3 separate regions of the Homo sapiens genome follow, and regions 2 and 3 are each linked to region 1. A link is an interaction called in ENCODE POLR2A ChIA-PET data of the cell type or tissue named here. Cell type or tissue: PC-9. All regions are shown on one strand. Each heading gives the region's core, and the rest is flanking DNA. Links, peaks and the distances in the headings are about the cores only. Region 1 has its middle 42 kb from the start of PTPRJ. Region 2 overlaps PTPRJ (protein tyrosine phosphatase receptor type J). Region 3 overlaps PTPRJ (protein tyrosine phosphatase receptor type J).

The links. Peaks named below come from ENCODE experiments on the same cell type or tissue, not always from the same donor. Only the 100,000 strongest peaks of a DNase experiment are listed, where the experiment ranks them.
Region 2: POLR2A ChIA-PET joins it to region 1 with 8 read pairs; 6 of 35 experiments call an interaction of 5 or more read pairs at or near these places.
Region 3: POLR2A ChIA-PET joins it to region 1 with 6 read pairs; 10 of 35 experiments call an interaction of 5 or more read pairs at or near these places.

The regions. Positions count from the first base shown.
Region 1 is chr11:47,935,017-47,941,659 of GRCh38, forward strand. No RefSeq gene overlaps it. Among named protein-coding and RNA genes, the nearest start is that of PTPRJ, 42 kb to the right of the region's middle. In PC-9, for the core only: no CTCF peak of the experiment used is centred there; DNase peaks (open chromatin) are centred at 2,795 and 3,095; H3K27ac peaks cover 2,357 bases.
Region 2 is chr11:48,079,788-48,086,430 of GRCh38, forward strand. The region is part of intron 1 of PTPRJ (protein tyrosine phosphatase receptor type J); the gene reads left to right. Among named protein-coding and RNA genes, the nearest start is that of MIR3161, 14 kb to the right of the region's middle. In PC-9, for the core only: no CTCF peak of the experiment used is centred there; no DNase peak of the experiment used is centred there.
Region 3 is chr11:48,071,890-48,078,532 of GRCh38, forward strand. The region is part of intron 1 of PTPRJ (protein tyrosine phosphatase receptor type J); the gene reads left to right. Among named protein-coding and RNA genes, the nearest start is that of MIR3161, 22 kb to the right of the region's middle. In PC-9, for the core only: no CTCF peak of the experiment used is centred there; no DNase peak of the experiment used is centred there.

The DNA.
Region 1 (6,643 bases), core at 2,004-4,503:
CCCAGCTGCTACTCTTGAGGCTGAGGCTGGAGAATCGCTTGAACCTGGGAGGTGGAGGTTGCAGTGAGCAGAGATGGCACCACTGCACTCCAACCTGGGCAAAAGAGCAAGACTCTATCTCAAAAAAACAAATCAAAACAAATATAGTTGGCCTTCTGTATCTGTGAGTTCCATGTTCCTGGGTTCTGCCTTAGTGGATCCAACAATCAGTATGGAAAATATTGAAGGTGGAATTGAGTATGGAAAATATTGAAGGCAGGGATGGTTGAGTTTGTACTGAATATGCATGGACTTTTCCCCCTTGTCATTATTCCCCAAGTGATACAGTATAACAATTATTTACATAGCAATTTACATTGTATTAGGTATTATAAGTAATCTAGGCCGTGTGTCGGTGGCTCAGGCCTGTAATCCCAGCACTTTGGGAGGCCGAGGCAGGCGGATCACGAGTTCAAGAGATCGAGACTATCCTGGCCAACATTGTGAAACCCCGTCTCTACTAAAAATACAAAAATTAGCTGGCTATGGTGGCACACGCCTGTACTCCCAGCTACTAGGGAGGCTGAGGCAGGAGAATCGCTTGAACCTAGGAGGTGTAGGTTGCAGTGAGCCGAGATCGCGCTGCTGCACTCCAGTCTGGGTGACAGTGCGAGACTCCGTCTCAAAAAAAAAAAAAAGTAATCTAGAGATGATTTAAAGTATTTGAGAGGCTGTGTGTAGGTTATATGCAAATATGACACCATTTCAGGGACTTGAGCATCCATGGATTTTGATATGGGTTGGGGCGCATTCCTGGAACCAATCCCTCACAGATAGTGAGGGACAACTGTAATAGCCACAGCTATCATTCCTTGAAGTCTTACTAATGTGCCAGGCACAGTCCTAAGCACTTTATATACATTATCTACGTAATTATACAATCCCTCCCCGTTTTTTTTTTTTTAGCTCAAGTTGAGGCTCAGATAAGTCAGCCACTTGTCTGACAGCACTAAAAAATGAGATTCTGACAGTGCCCATAGCTAACATGCCATTCTGTCCCACCTACCCTTAAAGAATTGATCCCTAGTAGGGGAGCCACAACACAGCCATCAAAAGAGAAATCCATCCAATATGTACTGTTGGATATATACCCAGCAGGAGCCAGAGATTCAGTGAAGGAAGATTCTTAGGACTGAAAAGAACAGAAAAGGAAGGTGCCCCCAAATGGGGGAGGGGGGTGTGAGTCTTCTGTGAAAATGGAGGCCAGGAGTGGTGGTTCATACTTGTAATCCCAGCACTTTAGGAGGCCGAGGTGGGAAGATTGTTTGAGCCTTGGAGTTGAAGACCAGCCTGGGCAACATAGCGAGACCCGTTTTTCTATTTTTTTTTTTTAAAGAAAGAAAAGGCCAGGCATATGCTTGTAATTCAGCACTTTGGGAGGCTGAGGTGGGTGGATCACCTGAGTTCAGGAGTTCAAGGTCAGCCTGACCAATATGGTGAAACCATGTCTCTACTAAAAATACAAAAAAAAAAAAATTAGCCGGGTGTGGTAGTGAGTGCCTGTAGTCCCAGCTACTCGGGAGGCTGAGGCAGGAGAATTGCTTGAACCTGGGAGGTGGAGGTTGCAGTGAGCTGAGATCTCGCCACTGCACTCCAACCTAGGCAACAGAGTGAGACTCGGCCTCAAAAAAAAAAAAAAAAAAAAAGAAGAAGAAGAAGAAAAGAAAAATGGATAGGTTTAGAGATGAAAAGAAAGCAGAGTAGAGAGAGGATATGAAGAGAAAATAAAGAGGGGAGGAAAAGCATCCACTCTTGTTAAGGAGGGCCATGAGCCTAAAATGTTGACTCCTCCTATCCCCACTACCCTGTGTCTCCTCTAAAGAATCCACCAGCTGGTCTTGTTAGCTCTACTTCCAGAAACGTCCGTGATTCCTCCACTTCTCTCCATCTGCACTGCCACCTGCCTTCAGGCCACATCACCCCTCACCTGGTCTTCTTACTTCTTTTCTTTCTTTCTTTTTTTTTTTTTTTTGAGACAGGCTCTCACTCTATAGCCCAAGCTGGAGTGCAGTGGCGAGATCTTGGCTCTGCAACCTCTGCCTCCGGGATTCAAGCGATTCTCCTGCCTCAGCCTCCTGAGTAGCTGGGATTACAGGCACCCGCCACCATGCCCGGCTACTTTTTTTTTTTTTTTTTGGATTTTTAGTAGAGACGGGGTTTCACCATGTTGGCCAGGCTGGTCTCAAACTTCTGACCTCAAGTGATCCACCCGCCTCAGCCTCCCAAAGTGCTGGGATTACAGGCATGAGCTACTGCGCCCGGCCTGGTCTCCTTACTTCTTTTACACTTTTCATAGTTCATTCTCCACACAATAGCTAGAATCATCTTTTAAAACATAGATCATTTCACTCTTCTGTGAACATCTTTTTACTTAAAAAAAAAATTTTGGGGGGACAGGGTCTCACTCTGTCACCCAGGCTGGAGTATAGTGGTGTGATCACAGCTCACTGCAGCCTTGACCTTCCAGGATCAAGTGATCCTCCTGCCTCAGCCTCTCAAATAGCTGTACTACAGGCACATGTCACCATGCCTGGCTAATTTTTGTATTTGTGTAGAGGCGGGGTTTTGCTGTGTTGCCCAGGCTGATCTCAAACTCTTGGGCTCAAGTGATCTGCCTGCCTTGGCCTCCCAAAATGCTGGAATTACAGGAATGAGCCACTGTGCCATGACCTCTTTTTTTTTTTTTTTTTGAGACAGAGTCTCACTCTGTCACCCAGGCTGGAGTGCAGTGGCGCAATCTCGGCTCTCTGCAGGCTCGACCTCCTGGGCTCAAGTGATTCTTCCGCTCTAGCTTCCCGAGTAGCTGGGACTACAGAAGCATGCCACCACGCCCAGCTAATTTTTAAATTTTTTTGTAGAAATGGGATTTCCATATATTGCCCAGGCTGGTCTCAAACTCCTGGGCTCAAGCAATCTGCCCACCTCAGCCTCCCAAAGTGCTAGGATTACAGGCGTGAGCCACCATGCCCGGCCTGTGTGATCATCTTTTATCAGCTTCCTGCTGCACTTGGAATAGAATCAAAGCTCCTGGCCAGGCTGTTTGAGCTGGCCCCTGCCCACCTTCCTGACCTTATCTCCTACCAATCTCCCTTGCCCTCGTTACTTCCTTCAATTCACCCCGAGGACATGAGAAGCTTGTTTTCAGGGGCCTTTGCATTTGCTTTTTCTTTTGTCTGGAACACTCTGCTTCCAGGTCTCTGCATGGCTGTCCCCTTCCTACTCAGGTCTTCCTTAAATGTGTGCCCACAGAGAAGACTTCCTGACCACTAGGTCCAGCGCAGCCCCAGTGCCTTTCTGTCACTGCACCCTGATTCATGACGTTGTGTGTGCTCCTGCTATCACAGCCTGGCCCTCATCACTGTCTGCAATAATCGTACTCCTGTGTTTGCTTGTTTATTGTCCATTTTTCCCTCTAGAATGTAAACTGCATGAGGATAGAAATTTCTCTTGTTCATCACACCAGTGCCTACAGCTATGAGTGTTTGGCAATAGTAGGGATGTAGGCCGGGTGTGGTGGCTCACATCTGTAATCCCAGCACTTTGGGAGGCTTATAAGGTGGGTGGGTCACCTGAGGTCAGGAGTTCAAGACCAGCCTGGCCAACATGGTGAAACCCCGTCTCTACTAAAAATACAAAAATTAGCCAAGCGTTGTGGCACATGCCTGTAATCCCAGCTACTTGGGAGGCTGAGGCAGGAGAATCACTTGAACCTGGGATGCGGAGGCTGCAGTGAGCCAGAGTACACCATTGCACTCCAGCCTGGGAGGCACAGTGAGATTCCGTCTCAAAAAAAAAAAGTAGGGATATAATAAACAGTTATTGAGTGAATGGAGGGATGGGCTGAATTGATTGGAACAAAGAGTTCTGGTGAAACAAAGAAGTGAGTGGGTCAGGGAGACATATTTGAAAGGATTAGGGCGAGATTGAGGTGAGGTGGGCCTCAGATGGTAGCTGAAAGCCTCTAACTGTTTTCTGTGGGCAGTAGAGAGCTGCTGAAAGTTGTTGATTTCCTGAAAGCAAGGTTTGCTTAATACTAGTGTGTAGGATGGATTAGAGGAGTGCCTAGGGGTAGGCAGTTAGGAGAGTTAGGAGACTACTGGAAATCCATAGGCCGGGTGTGGTGGCTCATGTCTGTAATCCCAGCACTTTGGGAGGCTGAGGCAGGAGGACTGCTCGAGGCCAGGAGTTTGAGACCAGCATGGGCAACATGAGAAAACCCCATCTCTACAAAAAAATACAAAAATTAGTTGGGCATGGTGGCATGCCTGTTGTCCCAGCTACTCGGGTGGCTGAAGTTGGGGGATCACTTGAGCCTGGGAAGCGGAGGTTGCAGTGAGCTGAGATCATGCTATTGCACTCCAGCCTGGGTGACAGAGTGAAACCCTGTCTCAAAAAAAAAAAAAAAAAAAAAAAAATCCAGGCAAGTGAAGAATGATTTATTTTTAAACTAAATAAATTGCCTGCTTTGACCATATAACAACAATAATGATAACGACTCTTGCTTGCACAGAACTTACTGTGTGTTTTTGTTTGAGTGTTTGAGTGTCTGAGTAGACCAGCTGGAATGTGTCCCAGTGGTGGTGGGGTCTGAATTGAAATGAGATGGGGTGGTACCAAGGTATCAGCTTGTCCTTATTCTGAAATTACGGTTTGTGGGTAATATCATTTGAGTCAGTCTTTAAAAGGTTAACAGGCTGGGCGTGGTGACTCATGCCTATAATCCCAGCACTTTGGGAGGTCAAGGCGGGACAGATCATTTGAGGTCAGGAGTTCGAGACCAGCCTGGCCAACATGGTGAAACCCTGTCTGTACAAAAAATACAAAAATTGGCCAGGCTTGGTGGCACACTCTTATAGTCCCAGCTACTCAGGAGGCTAAGGCAGGAGAATTGCTTGAATCCAGGAGGCGGAGGTTGTAGTGAGCTGAGATGGCGCCACTGCACTCCAGCCTGGGTGACAGAGCGATCATTTGTCTCAAAAAAAAAAAAAGGGGGGTTAACAATCAGGTCATAGGATTTAAGAATTTAAAGTCTTAGCTCCAGAAGAGACCCAGTCCAAGTCTTTTCATTTTACAGATAAGGAAAAATGAGATTAGAGAAGGGAAGTGACTTGCCCAAGGTCAAGAGGCCAAAAGTGTTTCTTCTGTTTTCCAGAGATATTTCTTCTCTCTGAGTTAGGTTTCTTCATTTCGAAAATACAGAGTCAAATCCTTCTGCACAGGGCTAAATTAATATTATTATTTTATTTTAATTTTTTTTTTTAGACACAGGGTCTTGCTCTGTCACCCAGGTTGGAGTGCAGTCATGTGATTATAGCTCACTGCAGCCTCGAACTCCTGGGCTCAAGTGCTCCATCTGCCTCAGCCTCCCAAGTAGCTAGATTACCTGCCATCCCACCCAGCAGGATCAAATAAATATTATGAGAGGCCTTTATAAATATTATGACACCTCATCTCAATCAAAACCATAAAATGAGGGGCTCACTTGATATTTTATTATTATTTGGCCATAGCTGCGAGCTTGGCTTTAGCTCAGGCCCAGATTCATTCTTTTCTTTTCTTTTTTTTTTGAGACGGAGTTTCGCTCTTGTTGCCCAGGCTGGAGCGCAATTGCCCAATCTCCGCTCACCACAACCTCCACCTCCCAGGTTCAAGCGATTCTCCTGCCTCGGCCTCCCGAATAGCTGGGACTACAGGCATGTGCCACCACGCCCGGCTAATTTTTGTATTTTTAGTAGAGATGGGGTTTCTCCATGTTGATCAGGCTGGTCTCGAACTCCCAACCTCAGGTGATCCGCCCGCCTCGGCCTCCCAAAGTGCTGGGATTACAGGCGTGAGCCACTGCGCCCGGCCTGATTCATTCTTTCAACAAATTTTAGTGCCTACGAATGCAGGTCTTGTTCTCAGCACTGGAAATGCTACAGTGAATCCAGCATTCACAAGCCCTATCCTAACAGTGCTTTCATGCTAGTGAAATGTGTGTGTGTGTGTCTGTGTCTGTGTCTGTGTTTGTGTTCTGTGATGATAGGTGCTATGGAGAAAAATCAAGCAGGAAAGAGGAGCAGGGACTTGCCAGAGGCAGGGGAGGGACTGGAATTGTAAATAGGGGGATCCAGGAGGGACTCTCAGAAAAAGTGACGCAGATTCTGGGCTGCACCTTAGCACAGTGAAGGGGGACACTTTTTAAAGAACTATACTTGTTCTTGGGTAGCAGAGTCCTGAGGGAAGACTGACTTTGCTAGGATTCGGGGTGATGACCGTCGACACTGGCTTGGAGCAGAGGCTACAGAAATGAAATCTTCCCTATCAGCACTCTTCTAGACCATCAGATGTTAACTTTCTGCTTCCTTCTTGAAAACCAAACCCAAGCTAAAGACTTCAGGGGGTAGCAGAAATAATTTGCACTACGACTCATCTTCAAGTCTTCTTTGGGAAAGGGCAGGGACTGACATTGGTCCATTCCTACTATATGCCAAGTGCAGTGCTGGCCTCCTCCATACACCGTCCCATTTTATCCTCCAGGCAGCCCTGCAAGGGGGTATTTTTGTCCCCATTTTGGAGATGAGGTAACTGAGGCTCAGTGTGCGCATGTGACTTGCCCCACGTC
Region 2 (6,643 bases), core at 201-2,700, 140 kb after region 1:
TAGCGTAAAGAGAGGGCCAGGAGGTCAACTTCCCTACAGTCCCGTGCCTGCTTCTGGGTTGGGGCTGGGGAGAGTGCTGCCCACTGAACTCTCTAAATGTTAAAAGATACAAAGAGGAAGCACAGAGTGAAAAGGGAGACCCCAGAGGACAGCAGAACATCCCGAAGCATATCCCCCATCAGAGAAGAGGCATGATTTTCACCTGGCTTGCAGGTGCAGGATGGGCATCTCAGATGCTGTGAGTCTGAGGGCAGATGCCCATCAGTCCAGGACAGTTCCTGGGGACAAAAGCCTCTTCTCACCTTTAGAGAAATTAAGTCTTATTGGTAGAAAATATTTTAGAGAGGTTCTGGTCTAAGCCTCTCATTTTGCAGATGAGAAACCACCCAAGGCCCAAGATGGATGGATTTATCAAAGCCGGTTGGTACTGGAACTTGGATTTAATTTCAGGTCTTTTATTATTACTATGGAACAAATCTTAACTTTTTCAAGTGCATACCATGTGCCCGGCTATGTGCTGGATGTAGATGCTTTATCTGCAGGTTTAATCTTCACTACAACTATGGGAAGTAGCTATTGTCTCTCTTTTGCAAGTGTGAAGAGTGAGGCTTAGAAAGGCCAACTTGCCTGTGATCGGGTAACTCAAGAGGGAAATTGGATCAGAGTCCATCTGAGACTGACTCCAGAGCCAATGTTCTTAGCCAATAGGGGCACATAAAACTGTTCTGAGTGGCTTCCTAGCTCCTGTTTCCAGTGTCCAATCCATTCTCGGTTTCTGTTCATTCATCAGATGTGCACTGAGTACCTGCAAGAAGTCAGAAGGGTGTTGGGTTGGTGAGGACAGATTGTATACCATCTTGGCTTTGGCCGAGCCAAACAGAATGCCAAAGATCGGCAAAGATAGGGAATGATTGTTCTTGGCCTCAGCTCCACGCTCCCCTCCTCTGTAAAACTGCCCCTGACACCCCGGCAGGATTGAATTCCTCCACCTTTAAGCTCCCAGAGTACCTTAGCTCTGTCTTTAGCACTTCACACTGTGTCATGCCTCCCCTTGGGCCCTAAGGCCAAGAGCATGTGCCATTTATTTTTGTATTCCTACTTCTATAGCCCAGTGCATATTGGGGGCACTCAGGAATTGCTGAGCGAATAAAAGAATGAATGAATACAGACCCAGATTGTCAATGATTCTCAAACCTTATTTTACAAAAGAATCACTTGAAAAGCTGGTTAAAGATCAAAACTCCTGAGCCCTACTCCTGGTGATTGACTCCTAGGTTTGGGGTGGGACCCCAGAATCTGAATTTCCCGGAAGCGCCCAGGTGTTTCTGATGCGGGTGGTCTGCAAACCACACTTGCAGCAACCCTGGCACAGGTGCCCAGCCTTCTGGAATAAAGACAGGAACTAAGCATTAAAAATAGCACGCCATTCATTTGCTTGTGCCGAGCCGCCAAGTGCCCCCTCCTGCCGGCGACAGGTCCGGATGTGGGCCAGTTCTCAGCCCAGGGAAAATGAACAGTGTCTTCTCCGTGGTGCCCAGAACAGTCTGAGTCAGTGGAATGTGCTGGCCAGTCAGGCAGAAGGGAACTTCCACTTCTTTTTTAAAACCTTGGTGGAAACTGTGCTGGCAAGGCAAACAGGGAGGAGAGGAAGCTCCATGTGGGGCTTGGGCTTGGCGGACGACTTGGGGCTGGCCGGACTTTGGGTGGCCGCCGAGGACCATTGCTAAATATGCCCCTTTCGTCCTGAAATAGTCACTTCCCCGGCTGGCTTTTGTGTTGGTCGGTCGCCACAAATGTGTGGCTGTTGTTCAAGGAGGCCTCCTGGGATATAAAAAGAGAGAATGGGGCCAGGCTGCGGCCAGGGCTGTGTAGGAAGACAGGAGAGCTGCCTTTTCTCCTGTCCCACCACGGACTCATTGTAAGATTCAGAGGGAGTGGCTTCTGGGCCCTGGGTTTACTTTTCCATCTGTAAAATGGGTGGGGGGAAGGGGCAGCATCATAAAGCTTCTTTCTTCTCCTGAAAGGGATGTTTTAAGGCCCATGTCAAGATTGAACACAGGGCTCTGTTGTTGGGCTGATGCTACTGATGAAGTCTCAGGAAGCTCGAAGTTTGTAGTTAACTCTTTCAGGGTAGATGTGGTGAATAGTCTCTTGGTATTGTGTTGATGGTGGCCCACTAGAACAGAAGGTCCCAGAGGGCAAGGGCTTGGTCTTTCTTCTTCCTCTCTGTATCCCCACTGTTTAGAACTGGGCTGGGTGCAGAGTAGTCTCCATAAATGTTTATGGGGCCAATATCTCCAAATATTGGCACCTACTAAGCGTCAGTCCCATCTCTCTTTTGTCTTCTTCACAGGTTTAACTTGCTGTTTGAGAAGAGGCGATATGAGGAGCAGGGCATTTTTGGAGGAAGAAACTTTACCTCTGTTTTCAACGTTTCATCCAGTTTCTCTTCTTTTTACTTATTTGGAGACATGGTCTTACTTTGTTGTCCAGGCTGGAGGCTGAAGTGCAGTGGCACAATTATAGCTCACTGCAGCCTCAAAACACCTGGCCTCAAGTGATCCTCCTGCTTTAGCCTCCTGAGTAGCTGGGACCACAGGCTTACACCACCATACCTGGCAAATTTTTTTTTTTTTTTTTTTTGGAGAGGCAGAGTCTTGCTCCGTTGTCCAGGCTGGAGTGCAGTGGTGTAGTCATGGCTCGCTGCAGCCTCTGTCTCCTGGGCTTAAGCCATTCTCCTGCCTCACCCTTTGAGCCTCCTTAATTTTTTATTTATTTATTTTTTTTTTGTAGAGACAGGGTCTCATTATGTTGTCCAGCCTGATATTGCTATTTTTTTTTTTTTAATGGCGATGTAGTAATCTTGCTTTGTTGCCCAGGCTGTTCTGGAACTCCTGGCTTCAGGTGTGTGCCACTGTGCCTGGCCCAGTTGCTCTTTACATGGTGGAATATCAGAGGTTAAAGACTTGGTAAAAATTCATGCGGTGCAATAAACCATGTATTACATAATAGGGGTGACACTTGTTAACTTCTCCCAGGCTCAGTTTCCTCATGTGTAAAATAGGTGAATAGTATCTACCCTCCAGGAGTTGTACAAGGCTCATGTATACATAGTGTATGTGAATGTGCTGTATGGGTGCAAGGGGTTGCAGAAGTGATAATGTGTGTAAACAGATGGTGTGGTTGGCTCATTGGAGGGGTGGAGGCCCTAAGTGAGATGACCTCTGAGGTTTACTCTTCCTAGAGTAGTTGGAAAGCAATTCAGCCTCAGTGGTAAGCTCTCAGCTCTTCTAGGGCAGGTCCCTCTTCCACCACCCTGTGTCTGCAAGCATTTTGGTATTAAGTTGTTTTTCTAAGGCTGGGTGCGGTGGCTCACGCCTGTAATCCCAGCACTTTTGGAGGCCGAGGTGGGTGGATCACCTGAGATCAGGAGTTCGAGACCAGCCTGACCAACATGGTGAAACCATATCTCTACTAAAAATAAAAAATTAGCTGAGCGTGGTGGTGTGCGCCTGTAATCCCAGCCAGCTACTTGGGAGGCTGAGGCTGGAGAATCGCTTGAACCCGGGAGGCGAAGGTTGCAGTGAGCTGACATCATGTCATTGCACTCCAGCCTGGGCAACAAGAGTGAAACTCTGTCTCAAATAAAAAATATTATTTTTCTAAAAAGCTCTTATTTTATTGTGAAACACTTAAATTAGCAAATCTCAGGCTTGCTGAATAAGGCTTCCCAGGCAAACCACATCCCACATGTGCAAATGTCTGGTGACACAGTGCTTCATTTTTTTCCACTAGTACTTACTACTACCTGACATTATAGTGTAAGTTTACTTGTCTATTTGTGTATGGTCTGCCTCTCCTATGAGAATGTGAGCTGCATGAGGTCAGGACATTGTTTTGTTCACTCATGAATTCCCAGCACCCAGGACAGTGTCTGGCATGTAGTGAGTACCCAGTAAATATTTGTGGAATGAATGAATGAATACTTAAGTGGGTGGGAAGTTCTTGGACCTTAGTCTAGACCCATGGTTCTCAAAGAGTGGTCCTGGGACTCTTGGGGATTCCTGAGATCCTTTTAGGGATCTGTGAGGTCTGTGAGGTCAAAGTATTTTTATAATAATAGTAAACTATTTGTCCTTTCACTCTCATTCCCTCATGTATGCAAATCTCAGTGAACTGATATTTTCCAAATAACCAATGCATAAGGCCACAAAGCCATGCAGGGTAAAAAGAGCTATGAACAAAAGTTTTCTAGAGAAGAATTTGGAGGAAAGAGAGTTTATTCTAGTGAACAGATCGCAAACTGGGAGATGCTGCGTTGGTGTAAAATGAAGGTGCATTCCAGAGAGCAAAGAGAGAATCTAGTTTTTTGTTGTTGTTGTTGTTTTGTTTTTTAAATTTTGAGATGGAGTCTTGCTCTGTTTCCCAGGCTGGAGTGCAGTGGAGTGGCGTGATCTTGGCTTATTGCAACCTCTGCCTCCGGGTTCAAGCGATTCTCCTGCTTCAGCATCCCGAGTAGCTGGGACTACAGGCACTTGCCACCACGCCCACACACCCTACTAATTTTTGTATTTTTAGCAGAGACGGGGTTTTACCATGCTGGCCAGGCTTGTCTCGAACTCCTGACCTCAAGTGATCTACCCGCCTCAGCCTCCCAAAGTGCTGGGATTACAGGCATGGCAGAATCTAGGTTTTTATAGCAAAATTTCTGGCCCATGTCCCCAATCAGGTTTGATTATGCAAATGAAGGGGGCGGGTCAAACTTGCTTAGTTCTGATTGGCTGACACAGCTGAGTTCTGATTGGTGATACAGCTGAGCCCTGATTGGTTGATACAGCTGAGCTCTGATTGGCTGAAGCAGACGAGCTCTGACTGCTTGGTTCATGTGAGCTCTGAAAGTCCCAAGTCAAAAGGGTGTGGGGTTTTGTGAAACTTGGAGTACGTAGTGTGACCTCTAGTCAGCAAATGGCCACTTGGCTGTATTTTAAATTTAGGTACACTTTGCTGCTTGGGGTCCATCTTGAGGGGATTGCCTTTTTCAGGTTCATGTTTGTTCACAGAGCCATTCAAAGTGCAGTGGATACATTATAAATTGTACAATTATTTGTAATTAAAAAAAGAACAACAGCAAAAAACCCAAAGTGCAGTGGATGCAAAGACCAATGGATTTTCATGTAACAGAATATGAAAAGTTCACCGACACAGTTTCACATTCCACGATGCAGAGAAGTTTTTAATAACTGCCATCCACATGTTGAGTTTTGGTGTAACAGCAAAGAAAAATATCCACAACTACTGAAAAGGCTGAGAAAATACTCCCTTTCTCAACTGCATGTTTTTGTGTGAGTCCAGAATTTCTTTACATTATTGTAACAGAGTGAACGCAGAAGCAAATATGAGAATCCAGCTGTTTCTTACTAAGCAGACATTAAAGAGATTTGCAAATATCTAAAATAATGCTATCTCTCTCACTTTTTTTTTTTTTTGTATTGGAAACATCATTTTCCATACAATGTCATTTATGTTAACAGGTGACAGATTTATTTATTTTTATTTTTTATTTTTTTGAAACGGAGTTTCACTGTGTCACCCAGCCACCCAGGCTGGAGTGCAATGGTACAATCTTGGCTCACTGCAACCTCCGCCTCCCGGGTTCAAAGGATTCTCCTGCCTCAGCCTCCTGAGTAGCTGGGATTACAGGCACCCGCCACCACACTTGGCTAATTTTTGTATTTTTAGTAGAGACGGGGTTTCACCATGTTGGCCAGGCTGGTCTCGAACTCCTGACCTCAGGTGATCCACCCGTCTCAGCCTCCCAAAGTGCTGGGATTGCGGGCTGGGATTGCGGGCATGAGCCACCATGCCCAACAACAGATTTATTATAAGCAAAAGCTCTTTGGGGTCCTCAATAATTTTAAGAGCATAAAGGAGACCAAAAAGTTTAAGATGTGCTGGTCAAGACAGAGCCCTGTGGACTATGGAAGGGATTGAAGCCATTCTGTGGATCCTATAGGCTTCTTTTCTAAGCGAATGATTAGTGTTTATTCAGTAGCCCTATGTCAGGTGGTTTCTGTATGAATGAGAGGTTTGCCTTTCCAGCTGCGGCGGGGCTTTGGGCAAGTTGCTGTCTCTGTGCTCCTTCGTTTGCTCATGTGTTAAAAACTGGCCCAGGGGTCTGGGGGTGGGGTGGTAAGAAAATGGGTTGAGTCTCCTTCATCTCTAACATTTTCATGTTTAATTCTTGGAACCTCCACTTGTTAGCTCTGTTCACTCCTCTGAAAGAGATTGGTGAGAATTGAAACAGTGAAAGAAGATTTTAGAGAAAAGGTGACATGTAAAGCTGAACAAGGGTTGCCTGTGAGGCAGGCAAAAAGGACATTTATTATATTTAAAAAAAATTTTTTTTTTGAGACGGAGTCTCTGTCGCCCAGGCTGGAGTGCAGTGGCATGATCTCGGCTCATTGCAACCTCTGCCTCCCGGTTCAGCGATTCTCCTGCCTCAGCTTCCCGAGTAGCTGGGATTATAGGCACACACCACCATGCCTGGTTGATTTTTGTAGTTTTAGTAGAGACGGGGTTTCACCATGTTGACCAGGCTGGTCTGGAACTCCTGGCCTCAGGTGATCCACTCGCTTCGGCCTCC
Region 3 (6,643 bases), core at 3,702-6,201, 140 kb after region 1:
CCACGCCTGGCCATTTTTTTTTTTTTTTTTTTTTGAGACAGAGTCTCACTCTGTCACCCAGGCTGGAGTGCAGTGGCATGATCTTGGCTCACTGCAACCTCCGTCTCCCGGGTTCAAGCGGTTCTTCTGCTTCAGCCTTTTGAGTACTTGGGATTACAGGCACCTGCCATCATGCCTGGCTAATTTTTGTATTTTTGTACAGACGGGGTTTCACCATGTTGGCCAGGCTGGTCTTGAGCTCCTGACCTCAGGTGATCCACTCACCTCATCCTCCCAAACTGCTGGGATTACAGGTGTAAGCCACTGTGCCCAGCCCCAAGACTGAGTAAGGGGTGAGCAGAAATTCACTGGTTCACAGTTCTGGAGGCTGGGAAGTCTCGTATCAAGGTGCCAGCATCTGGCCAGGGCCTTCTTGCTGTGCTATCCCATGGCAGAAGTACAGAAGGGCAAAGAAAGAGGGCTGAACTTGCCCTTTTATAATGGCACCAACCCCACCCATGAGGGTGGAGTCCTAATGGCCTAATCAGCTCTCTGAGATCCCATCTGTTAATACTGTTACAATGGCAATTAAATTTCAACATGAGTTTTGGAGGGGACAGACATTCAAACCATGGCAGGTGGCAAGAAGTATCAAACTACTAGATCCTTGGGATTGTGCTTTGTACTGGGGTGTATTTTTTCCAACAATCCTAAAAATCATTTGAATAGAGATAGCAATATATATCTTACCCATTTGGAAATGCACAGAGATTCAGGAGTGTTCACATAGAAACAGAAGATCATTGGCTTTTGTCCATTCCCAACGCCAGTGATCTGTTTTTCTTGACTCTTTTTGATCTGTGTTTCTGAATGTGTTGATATACTGCGCTACTGGTGTGCAGGATGATTTTAAATGTTGCACAGATGAACATTAATAGTCATCTATTTTAATATGTATTAGGAAAAAGCCCATAAAACAATGAAGCCCATTAAAACCCCATGGTTTCTTGGATAGTATTACATAGGGTGAAGCTAATTTTATTTCAGTAAAAAATATGCAGGTCAATTTAAATAAAAAAATAGATAATAGTATAAATGGCTTGTGGCTACAGTAAAAATGATGATGGTACTTGAATGTCCAAATTAATTTAAGTGATATATGTGTTCATAGATACCATTTCATTTTAACGTGGTTCTGCTGGTCAGAACAGTCTTACGATGGGGGTGGTCTCCAGGCTTCACCTTGTGCCCACTGGCTCTGTTTGGTTCCTCTGGGCTCACACACAGGGAGCTACGTATGTCTCTCTCATTTCCTTTGGTATGTTCTCTGGGTTAAATGTCCCCAGCTATCTGATCTGTTCCCTGCGGGCCTTGGCCATTCCTGTCCTGGCCTTTACTGGCAGTCTCTATTCTAAAATGTGGGCATCCCACATGAGGTCCAGCTTCTCCTGAGATCCCCGGAGGTGCAGCTGCTGTGATGGTGACCTTGTTTAGCAGATGCTCCCTGCAGTCCAAACTCCCACCCATCGTCCTGCCCTTTGATCCATTTCCCATGAACTGCTTACCTCAGTTTTCTCATCTGTAAGATGGAGAGATAACTGTAAGTGCTTAGCACAGTGTTTACTAGCACAGACTACTGCTATTACTGTCAAGTCACTTTTCCTTTGCTGCCAATAGGTCATTTTCTGTTTATGGCTTCTTCAGTATGAACTGATCAACTGTAACTTGAAAATTTCCAGACTTAGGACTTTTGGACTCATAGTGAAAGGATCCTTTCCCAATTCCCTTGATCGGTTTTTCCTTTAAAAAAAAAAAAGATATTTGACATCTTTTCACTTTCAAGTTCAGTTTCTCTTCTCCTTTTTTTCTGGGTGATGGTTTATTATTTAAAAAATTTCTATGTATATGTGATTTAAAAGTAAACCCACGTAGCTGAAAATGTCTCATAGGTTTTTCTTGCATTTTCAGTTGACCCATTCACTTTGCAAATCTTTAGAGTATTATATTTAAGACAGCTTGCAGCTGTTTTCTTATATATATTTTACATGACAAAATTATATTTAAAACATATTAAACTTTAAAAAACCATAGTTTATAATTTATAAGCCATGTAGCATATTTCTATTTTTGAGACAGGATCTTACTCTGTCACCCAGGCTGGAGTGCAGTGGCTCGATCATGGCTCACTGCAGCCTTGACCTCCTGGGCTCAAGTAATCCTCCTGCCTCAGCCTCCCAAGTAGTTGGGACTACAGGCACATGCCACCATGCCCAGCTAATTTTTATATTTTTTGTAGAGATGGGGTTTCACCACGTTGCTCAGGCTGTAATTTTTAAAAACTAAAAAAAGAAAAAAAAGTGTTTACAGGACTTTAAATTGAGAAACTTAAATATCTTTACATATTCTGTGTTCCTAATTTATTTTTGCAGCAGTAATTATTTCAGCTGTCTTTAGTATTGACATGTTGGAACCTCGGATTAATTTGTGCATGGATATATTTAGAGCCTTTTACTTGACAAGAATCATGTATATCATGACTGAATTTGTAATTTCCCAGCATGAGACCCAAATTAATAGACAGTATTTAGATTCTAGGCAACGATGCATTATATAAACCAGCATCATTTAGGGAGTGGCAAAGACTCTCTCCCCACCAGTTCTGTGAACTTGGGCAAGGTGTGTAATCTTTCTGAGCCTTAATCTAATTAGACCCTTTCTCCTGTAACCCAGAGGGGGTGTTAGTAAAGTTGGTGTGAAAAAAGTCAATTATTGTACTGATGCAATTTGGGTGAAACTGTGAAGTTCAGTGTTCACATGATGGTTGTGGAGACACTGAACCTTAATCCTTAGGCCAGGGATTCAAAGTTTTTTTTGACTCTCATGTTGAACGTTGTCTAAAGTGCAGTGTGCCCTAGTTTTTAGGTAATTCTGAGAATTCTAAGGCCCTTGCTGGAATAATTAATGAGAATATGAGATTTCAGCAAATTAGGGCCAGGAGTCAGTGCTCTCAGCATGGAAGAATCTCACCTCCAAAAATTTTATGTGGGTTTTACACATTAAGCAAGCATAGGTGAGGTGCAGTGAAGGGGAAGTGATGGCTGTCAGTCGTTTGGCCAGGTTCCTTTGCATACAGGGGAGCTAGTGGGTGTATACCAGCTGAGACAGCTGAAGGAGGAGAACATGAAGAATAGTTGGAAACTATTGAACCTCCAAGATTTTTCTGTCTTTGTTAACAACTAGCAGTTACATGCTAGCATTATTTATTTATTTAGTTAGTTAGTTAGTTAGTTCTTGAGATGGAGTCTCACTCTGTCACCCACGCTGGAGTGCAGTGGCATGATCTCAGCTCACTACAACCTCTGCCTCCTGGGTTCAGGTGATTTTCCTGCTTCAGCCTCCTGAGTAGCTGGGATTACAGGGGCCCGCTACCACGCCCAGCTAATTTTTGTATTTTGAGCATGTTGGCCAGGCTGGTCTTGAACTCCTGACCTTGTGATCCCCCTGCCTCGGCCTCCCAAAGTGCTGGGATTACAGGTGTGAGCCACTGTGCCTGGCCTTATTTATTTATTTTTGAGACAGGGTCTCACTCTATCACCCAGGCTGGAGTGCAGTGGTGCAGTCATAGCTCACTGCAGCTTGGAACTCTTGGGCTGAAGTGATTCTTCTTCCTTAGCCTCCCCAGTAGCTAGGACTATAGTGCCACCATGCCTGGCTAATTTAAATTTTTTTTGTGTGTGTGTGTGTGGTGGAGATGGGTTCTCACTGTGTTGCTCAGGCTGGTCTTGAACTCTTGGGCTTAAGCGATCTTCCCATCTTGGCCTCCCAGAGTGCTGCGATTACAGGCGTGGGCCACCACACCTGTCCTGTGCTAGGCTCTTAACGTCCTTCCCAGATGTTATGTCCCTTCCCTTGGTGGCTGCTGCTTTCTGCCACATTTTACCTTGCCTTTCCGCACCTTCTACCATGTCTCCTTTTCCAGCCTCATTCCCTGAGATGTAGCCGGAGTTCCAGTTCAGCCAACCTGCCCGTTGTTTTCTCTCCTGGAACTGGGTGTTTGAGCCTCCTGCATGGAGTGTTCTTCCTTCCCAGCTAAAGTCCTGGTCATCCCATTTCCATCTGAAAGGCCCCCTTGTTCATGAAGCCTCTCATGGTCCTTCCCCCTACCCCAGCCAGGTATACTTTCTCTCCTCTTGGAATTACCCTATAGGAAGAACATGGTGGCTTGACCTGGGTTCCAGTCTCACCCATCTGTTTACCTGGGGAGTGATCTTGAGTGGGTCAATTTATGTTCTCAGTGCCTTACAAAATGGGGCAGAGGATACCTAACCCCCAGGAGCTGGTGTGGCTGGGGTACCTTACACAGGGCCTGACTGTAGTAGCTTCTCTCCAAGCATTGGTGTCTTACCTCTTCTGTTTCTCTAATGGTGTTTTGCACATTCATTGTTGTATTAGAGTTTGTTTTTTTGTCTTACCTTGTTTTAATAAATTATAATCTTATGGGAGATGACACTGTCTTTTCTTTGTTTCATATATAAAAAGTGTTTTGCTGATATACGTAGAATCAAGTTGGTCTGGAGTTACTCTGGATAAGGGATGAAATCAGGGAGCTCTTGTGTTCAAAGGGGCCTTCTTCCCTTTTTTGGTTCTTTCTCCTCATTTTTTAGCTTCCATTTTTACTTCCTTTAGTATTGAGAAAGTACCAGGCTCACTTCAAAGAGTTGACTTCAAAGCTCCCACCAGCTCAGACATACTTGCCACTGAAGCCTGTAGGAATTGGCATCAATGGAAGACCCTGTGGCGGTTGCATTTAAGATTTTTTTTGGGACTTCTATTTTTATAATTCTTTTAAATGGTAAAGGGGGAGGGTTACAAAATATCTGCGCCTTTAAGATATCAAACATAAGCCAGTGAAGTTCCAAAAAAAAAAAAAAAGATGTCTTAGAGAAATGAAAAGGATTTTACAATTGGTAGAAAAGAACAACTCTTTTTTCTTTTTCTTTTTCTTTTTTTGTTTTTGAGATGGAGTTTCGCTCTTGTTGTACAGGCTGGAGTGCAATGGCGCCATCTCAGCTCACTGCAACCTCCACCTCCCCAGTTCAAGTGATTCTCCTGCCTCAGCCTCCCGAGTAGCTGGGATTACAGGCACGGGCCACTATGCCCGGCTAATTTTGTATTTTAGTAGAGACGGGGTTTCTCCATGTTGGTCAGGCTGGTCTTGAACTCCCGACCTCAGGTGATCCACCTGGCTTGGCCTCCCAAAGTGGTAGGATTATAGGCATGAACCACTGTGCCTGGCCAAGTCTTTTTTCTTTAAAAAAAAAAAGGTTACTTTTACTGTTTTGTCCTAGTTACAAGATCTTAGGACAGAAATAAAGCCTTAACTTGTATGTAACATTTTCCAAGATGGCTAAGTGGAGTTGCAGGTTACATAGCAGAAAACAGAGGCTTGGGCCTGTTGAGACCTCACACCCAGTTCTTCTTGGAGCTGTGGGTGTGGGCTGAAAGAGAAGACAGGGAGATTAAAGACCAGTGATTTCCCTCCATGGACCCTTTGATGCTCTTGTTTGTTGACTTTTTGAGGCTTGGAGTGACCGACTCTTCCAGGAATGAGAAATGGAATCCCTCCCAGTTTTGATGGTCGTCCCAGGACATATTTCCTGAAGGCCTACTCTGTGTCTCAGCACCATTCCAGGACTCCCCCCGACAGCCTTACGGAGCGTGCTACAGTCTTCCTGATCCAATATCCTGCCACCTGCCCACTCATTCACCCTCGGCCCTACCCCATGCCTTTGCACGAATCTTTCCAGCCTGAGCAGCCTGAGATGGGTCTTTTTCCCTGCTCCGAAATCCTGACCTCATAATGGCTCATGAATCCCTATTCAACCTTCAAGACCTGGTTCAAGGGTTAAATCCTTTAAGGAGACTTCTCCTGATTTTTCCCCAGCTGGTTGCTTTGTTCTCCAGCGATTTGTAACCTTGTGAACAAATATTCTACTCATTTTATTCTACTGGAATGATCTATTTACACTTATCTCCCTGCAAATTGTATCCTGCCCTTCAATGGCTAAGTGAATGGCATAAACAGATGCTATAGGAATTGAGACTAAGTTGGAGCTGGGTGATCAGGGAAGGTTTTAAGGAAGAGATCTGGGACAAATAGCTAAAGATGGATTCAGTGTTTTTTTTTTCTTTTTCTTTTTTTTTTTTTGAGGCGGAGTCTTGCTCTGTTTCCCAGGCTGGAGTGCAATGGTGCGATCTTGGCTCACTGCAACCTCTGCCGCCCAGATTCAAGCAATTTTCCTGCCTCAGCCTCCCAGGTAGCTGGGATGACAGGAGCCCACCACCACGCTTGGCTAATTTTGTGTTTTTAGTAGAGACAGGTTTTCACCATGTTGGCCAGGCTGGTCTTGAACTCCTGACCTCAGGTGATCCACCCACCATGGCCTCCCAAAGGGCTGAGATTACAGGCATGAGCCACCGTGCCCGGCCTGATGGATTCAGTTTATGTGCAAAATTTAAGAGGATGGGTTTCGGCAGTTCAGGTTGTTAGGAGACAAGGGTGGAAAGGTGTCCTGGAGCCCTACAGAGATGGGCTTCAAGTGCCAGCCAAGGTGTTTGACCATTTTTAGAAGAGGAATGAGATGATTAAAGTGGAACTTTTAGG